Linked DNA regions of Mus musculus: all the other regions are linked to region 1. The links are chromatin loops, found by intact Hi-C in ENCODE. Cell type or tissue: left cerebral cortex. All regions are shown on one strand. Region 1 overlaps Espnl (espin-like). Region 2 holds the start of Ramp1 (receptor (calcitonin) activity modifying protein 1). Region 3 overlaps Mlph (melanophilin).

Region 1 (2,500 bases):
TCAGGTGAAGTGGGCTGACTTCTGTCTGTCTTCATAGAGATCAGAGGTCTCTTAGGCCTTGGTGCCCATCTCTTCTGAGCAGTGACTGGGATCAAATCCTTCTCACTTGTGAGCACAGCCCTCAGACCCTCAAGTGGTCGTATGGGTCTGAGGGTCCTGCAGCCAAGGAGCTGGTTCTGTTTCCAGCTGTCACATGGGTGTCAGTTTTAATGGCTCAGGTGGTCTCAGCTACACGGCCACCTTCTCTACACCTCCCTTTGGGCCTCAGCTCTGGGCCTGCCTCTATTGTTTGTTTGTTTGTTTGTTTTCTGGCAACTTCCTATCTCTAAAACCAGAGGGAGCTGTGTCTAGAGTGACCAATCTCCCTGACAGGAGAGCTTCTGAGACCCCAAAGCCTCAAGGCAGACAAGTGGCCCTGCCCCGATTCTCCTGCTGGTCAGCATAGCTGCTATGGTATGAATGCTAGCAGCATCTCTTCTCTGGCACTGCCTGGACCCTGAAGGAAAGCTCTCTGTTAGGCCTTTGTCTTCCAGCTGACTAACCCTTCCAAGACCCTCAGATGGAGGCCGTGGCTGGGCCACAGGAGGTCCCTAAGAGCAAGGATACCAAGAGGTGAGGAACCCTTTGAATAGAAAGGTTGGTATCCTCTGGAGGGAAACTGGCCTTCAGAAGCTGGGAACAGCTTACAGCAAGGGGCAAACATAGCAGGGGTGTTCATGTGGACATCTGGGTGTCACCTTCCCACTTGGGCACAGAGAAAGGAGTTAAACACCTTGGGGATTCCAGGTACCATAGAGAGCCACAGGAGCCAGGTGCTAGAGAGGGATCCCTCCCCACCCCCAGATTGCTGACTGTAAGATAGAGCTTGTTTGATTCCCGCTTCTGGTGACAGACAGAAGGATGAGTCACCACCCACCTTATGGGGGCCAGGAGAACTGGCCTGGAATCCATGGAGGACTTTGGGGTAGTGACTTTTTGAGGAGAATACAACTGGCATGGGACAGGGATCTGCAGTCAAGTCTCTTAGGGGCAAAGCCATGCACAGTGGGGACAGGCCATCTCCAAGAGTCTCCTACAGTGTCCCCGCATTACCACTAGGGGGAGCAGGGAGTCCTAACCTTGGGCTCTGGGATGACAGTAGAAAGGCAGTCTATACAGACTCAAGACTATGTAAGGGTCCCATAGACGGGGACCTCCAGGGAGATAAAGTTGGCACAGGGCATGGGTTTTGGTGCTGGGGGAGCCACAAAGGGCAGTGGTACAGGTCCTGGCTCCAAGTTGCCTCCAGCCTGGGCCCACCTGGGACCTGCTCTGAGATGGTGGGGTGAATCCTCCTTTTCTGCCTTTGGCTTCCTCTGCCTTTAGAGTCTCATCAGAAGCTGAAGCTGGATATATGTTTGCTAAATAAAATTGCCACCACAATACCCACACACCAGCAAAAGCAAGTGCCCCCTCCCAGCCCCGGCCCTCTGGTGTAAGCTGCACCTTTTAAAGATGGTGGCACATTTTAGTTTGGTGAATTCACACTTGGAGTCTATTCTGGGGGAAATAACTGCATAGCTGATCCTCTTCATCACAGCACCCAAAATGGAAAGTGACCCGAAAGCCCGTGAATAGGAGCTGTGCCTGGTGTCACCTCCAGCCTTGGGAAGGAAGGTATCGCCATGTCCAGATGAAATTTAAACCTGTGTTCTCAAACCAATCTCCTCAAAGCTCATGATTCACCATCAAGTGATCAAAACAGTGACTTGGGCTCCTCCCGCGTCACGCCCAGACTCATGGTTGACAGTCTGTAAGGGATATTGTTATTTGCTGCTGGAGAGTTCTTCTTTATACTTTTCAAACCCGTGTGTGTGATTTTTTTTTTTTCCAAATCACCCTAGGCCTATTTTAAAGGTGCAGCCCTTGGAAGAAATCTGTCATTTTGAGATCCTAGTTGAAAGGGCAACAGAAACCCCATTTGTCTCCATTTAAGGACCAGGCCTGATTCCGAAAAGAAGGCCATAAGCGCCAGCTCCAGGAACAGCCTAAGGATACGCACAAAATGGGGAAATATCTCAGAATGAGCCACCTGTGCTGGGCAGCCCTATCTCATCCTATGGTTAAACATGACATAGAAATGCAGACCTCTAATCACCTGTGACCCACTAGCACTCACAAAGGAAATTTTAGATTACCCTACCTTTTAAAGTAACCTACCTTTATCTAGGGTAACCATTTCAAAAAATGGTTGGCCCCCCGCATGCTGGTTGTTTCTGCAGAATAAACACTCTTTGTTTTTGCATACTCTCTGAGGCTGGGGTCTTCCTTCAGCAATTTTCAGACCCTTATACTAGTGTTGTGTCTCCTGCCTGGTCTGTCATCTGATGATGCACCGAGCCTCTAGTGCCCGCATGGTCTGCTGGGGACCTGCTCACTTGGCACAGCCAGCACTCTCTGTGACAGAGCCTGTGTCACCATTCCTGTCCTTCACTCCCTCTAGACAGAGCAGGGAGGCACT
Region 2 (2,500 bases), 170 kb before region 1:
AAGAAAGAAAGGAAGGAAGGAAGGAAGGAAGGAAGGAAGGAAGGAAGGAAGGAAGGAAGAAAGAAAGGAAGAAAGAAAGAAAGAAAGAGGGGAGTCCCTAACATGTTGGATCAATAAAAATCCTCATGCGTTTTGCAGCGATGGCGGCGGTCTCTGTGGTCCTTGTGAGTAAAGGTCTTTTGACGAACTCCAACAGCAGTTCTCCTGATCAGTCTTTTTCTATCTGGGGGTTATTGATATTCTTGGGTTTGTAGCCCTGTGGGTGTCTTTCACACTCTTCCTCCGGGACTACAGTTGCATAAGTTAGGCCCCTCAAAGTGGGGTCATGGTTCTAGTATTCTTTGTCCTTTTGTTTTTATAGCCCTGTGTGGCTGTGGTGGTTACGTGTTGCCGTATGCTGTGTGGTCTCGCTTCTTGCTGTCCCGCTCCTTCAGGCTGCCCTGGGACAGCAGCGGTTCTTTTCCTCTGATGCCTAAGGCTAGTCCTGCTCGCTCTCAGCTGCTCTGAGCACAGTTTGTTTCCCTCTACGGTAGCGGAAGCTGGGCTGCTCCAGACTGTGTGTGCACATGCTCTGCTGCTGCTGCTGTGCACTTCAGGGAGTGTCCTTACGTACAGTGTGAAGCCTGCCCTCTGCCTCTCTCAGATGTCTTCCCGAGGCGTTCTCTCTGTTTCTTAGATTGGTTTCTGGACTATGGCTTCCCTCATCCTGCTGAAGTCTGGAAACTTAGTAGGCAGCCCCAGGCTGCCTTGATTTCTTGTTCTCAGGGCTCCCTGAACTGTCTACTGTGGCAATTGCTGAGGTCTGGTTACTTTTCCGTGTATAAATGGGAACTGTATCCACTGAAGGTGTTGTACAGAAGTAGACCTGCTGACTTCTACCTTAATGCCTCTCTCCCTCTGACAGTCTTTTAACGCAGTGTCAGCACATGCCCATGTGAGAGGGGATCCAATGCTGCTGATGACCAGTTAGAAGTGAGCAAATCTCACAGACTGAAGATGCCAACCTGCAGTCCTAGGGCAGCCACACTAAGGCCGGGTGTCAACGAGTTGCATCCTTTCTGTGTGAATTGGGAGAAACTCAGGGCAATTACTGGGGAGCCTCACAGCCTAGATTCTGAGCTGCAGACATGAAAGGAAGGACTGAATGAGGCAGGGCTCAGCTGCTTTCCAGCCATGACTTGCCCGTACTCCCATGTCTGTCCATGAAAGGAGGCTGGCCTCCTGGCAGGGCTTCATAAGGTTCAAAACGAAGGGCTAGCCAAGCCAAAAGAATGTGTTCCCTTCCCCATGTCCCCTTGACTTTAGGACATGTGGGGTCCCCAAGACATAGGTTTATGAACCCCAAATGTCGGCTTGGCCTGTGTTCAGGATGAATACCAGGTTGCTGTTAAGGGTCCTGAGCGCTTGGCCAGAAGGTGGCAGCAGCCTCTAGCCTTGTTCCCCTTGCTGTGAGGAACGCTGCTCACCCACCAGTATTGTAAACCTGAGTGAAGTCTCTGCCAGTGTATGGGGCCAGTGATAGTCTGCTCACCTGCAGCGTGCAGAGTGCAGACCTGCTCAGTTAGTCTGAGCTGCTGCATCCATGACTCTCCAGGTCAGGCCTAGCCTGTACTTGGGGTATCTGCCCCAGGGTTCTCAGCTTGCCGGTGTTACATGGCCTTTCTTGCTCATATTCACACACCCAAGTCTCCCTTACCACTACTGGTCCATCCTGTGTAGAGTCATGGCCAGTAGCCAACCCCAACGGAAGTCTCACCTTTTTACCTAGCAATTCCTTTTGTCCCTAAATTCGGTATTCATGGACTCTGCTACCCTACCCTGGCTTGTCACCACCTGCTGTCAAGCACACCTTTGTCCCTCCAAGGAGCCTTGTTCCCACTGACCATCTTTCCTGAGGTTCCACTTCTTGTCCTACAGACGTTGGTTGTCAGGGCTGGTTTTGGCCACACCACTCCAGCACCCCACGGGGAAAAGGAGATGGGACCACGGGGTGTTTGCAGAGCCCACAGGATAGCTGAGGAACCCAGCCGTCAGAGCGAGGTGCTGAGTTTGGGGACCTGGAGACCCTCCAAGCCCATCCGGCCCTGCAGACATTCCAGGAGGCTCCCCTCTAGTCCCAGCCGCGCTCCAGCCTCAGGTGCCGCCCGCCAGCTTCCGCCCTCGACAGCCGCGGGCGTGGGAGCCGCAGTGGGCCGGGCGCGGTCTCTCCTTAGCTCCCGCCCCCGGCGCGTCTCCAGCGGGCGCAGAGCTCGGCAAGGCGCTGGGACGGTGGGGCTCTGCTTGCCATGGCCCCGGGCCTGCGGGGCCTCCCGCGGTGCGGCCTCTGGCTGCTGCTGGGTGAGTAGCCCGGGCTGCAGCGTTGGTGGTGACCTGGGGCCGGGAGGGCAGCACCTGAACGCACCTTACTCAGGGCATGGGGTCTGGGCAAGACAGTAGAGTGGTGATGGGGGCGGGGGAGGGGGCGCTGCACCACCTTACGCTGCCACGGAGACGAGGTGGC
Region 3 (2,500 bases), 410 kb before region 1:
CTGGGGCATATACAGTTTGCGTGTCCAATGGGCCTCTGCAAAGGGACTTTTGAGGACAGGCTGTGGGAACATAGGATTTAGAAACTGTACATCCTCTCAAGACCAACCTCTTAAGGTACTGAGTAAAACACTTGGAGAGGTTGGGGCAAATGGAAATGTAAGGCCGGGCAGATGAGTTCGGAGCCTGGAATATGGTCAGTGATGCTCAGCCTAGAAATAAGGACTCAGGAGGGCAGAATGGACAACGGCGTCCACTGAGGAGCCAGTCAGAACCCAGCACTGAGCCCTGCCTGTGCCTTACCTGTGCCTCATGCACTTCATTGTTCCACCTAAGCTAGTCTCATAAGTGAAAATGCCCCCTTTTACACATGCTACTTGCTAACCATGTGACCTTGGTCCCTGGAAATTCTTTGAAACCTTATCCCCTCATTTCTGCCTTTCATGGTTGATTTTGAGATGAGAGTTGTCTTAGTTAGGGTTTTACTGCTGAGAACAGACACCATGACCAAGGCAAGTCTTATAAAGGACAACATTTCATTGGGGCTGGCTTACAGGTTCAGAGATTCAGTCCATTATCATCAAGGCAGGAACATGGCAGCATCCAGGCAGACGTGGTGCAGGAGGAGCTGAGAGTTCTACATCTTCATCTGAAGGCTGCTAGCAGAATACTGGCTTCAGGCAGCTAGGATGAGAATCTTAAGACAAGCAAGGGCACACCTCCTAATAGTGCCACTCCCTGGGCCAAGCATATACAAACCATCACAAGAGTCTGTGCCCAGCATGCATGAGACACTCTGATAAGCAATAAAAATAGTTGTAAGTGCCAGGCCATGGTAGATTGCTTTGTTGTGAACCCTACAGTAGCTCTTGAGCTCAAGCATTGCTGGACTGAGCTGGAACACAGAAGTCAGCCCCTAAGGGAACTGCCCTCCAACCCTCCCTTTCCCAAAAGCCATGTCACTCCCCCAGCTAAGATTAAACTGTAAAGATGCTGCAACAGTGGCCTCTGGGAGCCCTGAATACCAAGATCCCATGAGGATGGTGGCACCATGCAGACCCCCTCAGTCTAAGGGCAACCTGCTCAGGAAACCTCACCTCTACCCTTTGACCTCTGACCATCAAGGATTGCTAAAGTAGACACAGTTACCATGTCCTCTCCCAAGAAGTAAAAATCTCCACAAGAGTGTTTTCAAGGCTTCAACCTGAATGAGCCTGGGCCCCTGGCTGTTCAGAAATACATCTGTCTCCTGTATGATGCCTGGGCACGGTGTCCCAGGGAACCCCAGTGTCACAGACGTGAAGCAGAAGGGTGTTAAGTGCTCTTGGCAGTGACTGAAGATAGAGAGGAATAGCACGCTGCCAGAGCAGATGGCTGTCTAGTGTTCAGTCGGTAACCCTGGAGCAGCCAAAGCTGACAGCATGTGTGCTCAGTCCCTCTCAGGTGAGCCCTACTCTGAGGACACCACCTCTCTGGAGCCCGAGGGCCTAGAGGAGACTGGTGCAAGGGCTTTGGGATGTCATCCCAGTCCTGAAGTGCAGCCATGTAGCCCTTTACCCTCTGGGGAGGATGCTCACGCTGAACTGGACTCGCCTGCAGCATCCTGCAAGAGTGCCTTTGGGACCACAGCTATGCCTGGTAGGTACTCCAGCCGACCTCTTTCTGAGATATGGGGAGGGGGCATTGAGGAAGGGAGGCATCCCTAAGAAGCAAGCCCCTCCCCTAGTTTACATAGGCAGATTAATTCTTTTAGTGTAACTGGCCTCCAGCAAACCTCAGAGACCCTTTCTTCCCTGGGCTCAGTGCTTCCCTGTGATACCTGGAACTATCAGGAAAGGGGCTAAACTGTCCCCAGCTCACTGCCTCTGGTATAGGGAAGAGAACTGTCATTCCCTCAAAACAACTACGGTACCACCAAGTCTAAAGTTCCACTGGAAGATCAGTAGAGCAGGTCCCACCTAGGAGCCTGTAAGCTACTCATCAGGAGACAGAGAGCAAGAGAAGGAAACTGGTTCCATTAGATTTTATCAGAAATTTCAGCTTCCAAATGAAATCCCCAAACCTGTGCCCAAGGGGGCTGATGTTCTGGGTTCAGCAGTTAAATTGGGCAGATTACATTAGAGTAAATGAGACTACACACAAATAGCTGCTTCAGGGAGACCTGTTGGTCTCTAGAGAGTGTGACTTCATGTTCCTTGCAGTGATTAGGGTCTTGGGGACCTTGGATAAAGGGGCTCCAGTTGTTCCCAAAACTGTGAGTAAATAAGCCAGCTCAGTGACACAACTTGATATTCCCTCCCATGATGCTACAACCCTGGGACACATAGAAGAGGGAAGCCAGGAGCTAGAGACCTAGCAGTGCCCAGCAAAGGCCCTTATATTTGGGAAGTTCTGAGATTGGAACCTAGGCTTTGGCAGCCAGTGATTCTCACACAGGGCTTTCCACACAGCATCTCCTAGACGGAGAGTGGTGGAGGGGTTGTTACGACAGTGAACGTAAAG

Evidence for each region. A loop is a pair of places that touch in the nucleus more often than their neighbours do. Peaks named below come from ENCODE experiments on the same cell type or tissue, not always from the same donor. Only the 100,000 strongest peaks of a DNase experiment are listed, where the experiment ranks them.
Region 2: a loop joins it to region 1, with 3 times the contacts of the local background. A loop is called at or near these places in 2 of 42 quality-filtered maps.
Region 3: it touches region 1 in a loop (2.1-fold over the local background); 3 of 42 quality-filtered maps call a loop at or near these places.

What each region holds. Positions count from the first base shown.
Region 1 is chr1:91,346,021-91,348,520 of GRCm38, forward strand. Espnl (espin-like) reads left to right here. Exons shown (of 9, transcript NM_001033292.3): 9 at 1-2,283. Among named protein-coding and RNA genes, the nearest start is that of Klhl30, 3.8 kb to the right of the region's middle. In left cerebral cortex, a CTCF peak has its summit at 1,083 (motif pointing right); a DNase peak (open chromatin) is centred at 1,026.
Region 2 is chr1:91,177,804-91,180,303 of GRCm38, forward strand. It overlaps Ramp1 (receptor (calcitonin) activity modifying protein 1), which reads left to right and starts at 2,019. Exons shown (of 3, transcript NM_016894.3): 1 at 2,019-2,337. The coding sequence starts at 2,286. In left cerebral cortex, a CTCF peak has its summit at 1,409 (motif pointing right); DNase peaks (open chromatin) are centred at 1,442 and 2,160; H3K4me3 peaks cover 892 bases; H3K27ac peaks cover 996 bases.
Region 3 is chr1:90,931,886-90,934,385 of GRCm38, forward strand. Mlph (melanophilin) reads left to right here. Exons shown (of 16, transcript NM_053015.3): 7 at 1,432-1,636. Among named protein-coding and RNA genes, the nearest start is that of Mlph, 18 kb to the left of the region's middle. In left cerebral cortex, no CTCF peak of the experiment used is centred here; a DNase peak (open chromatin) is centred at 1,312.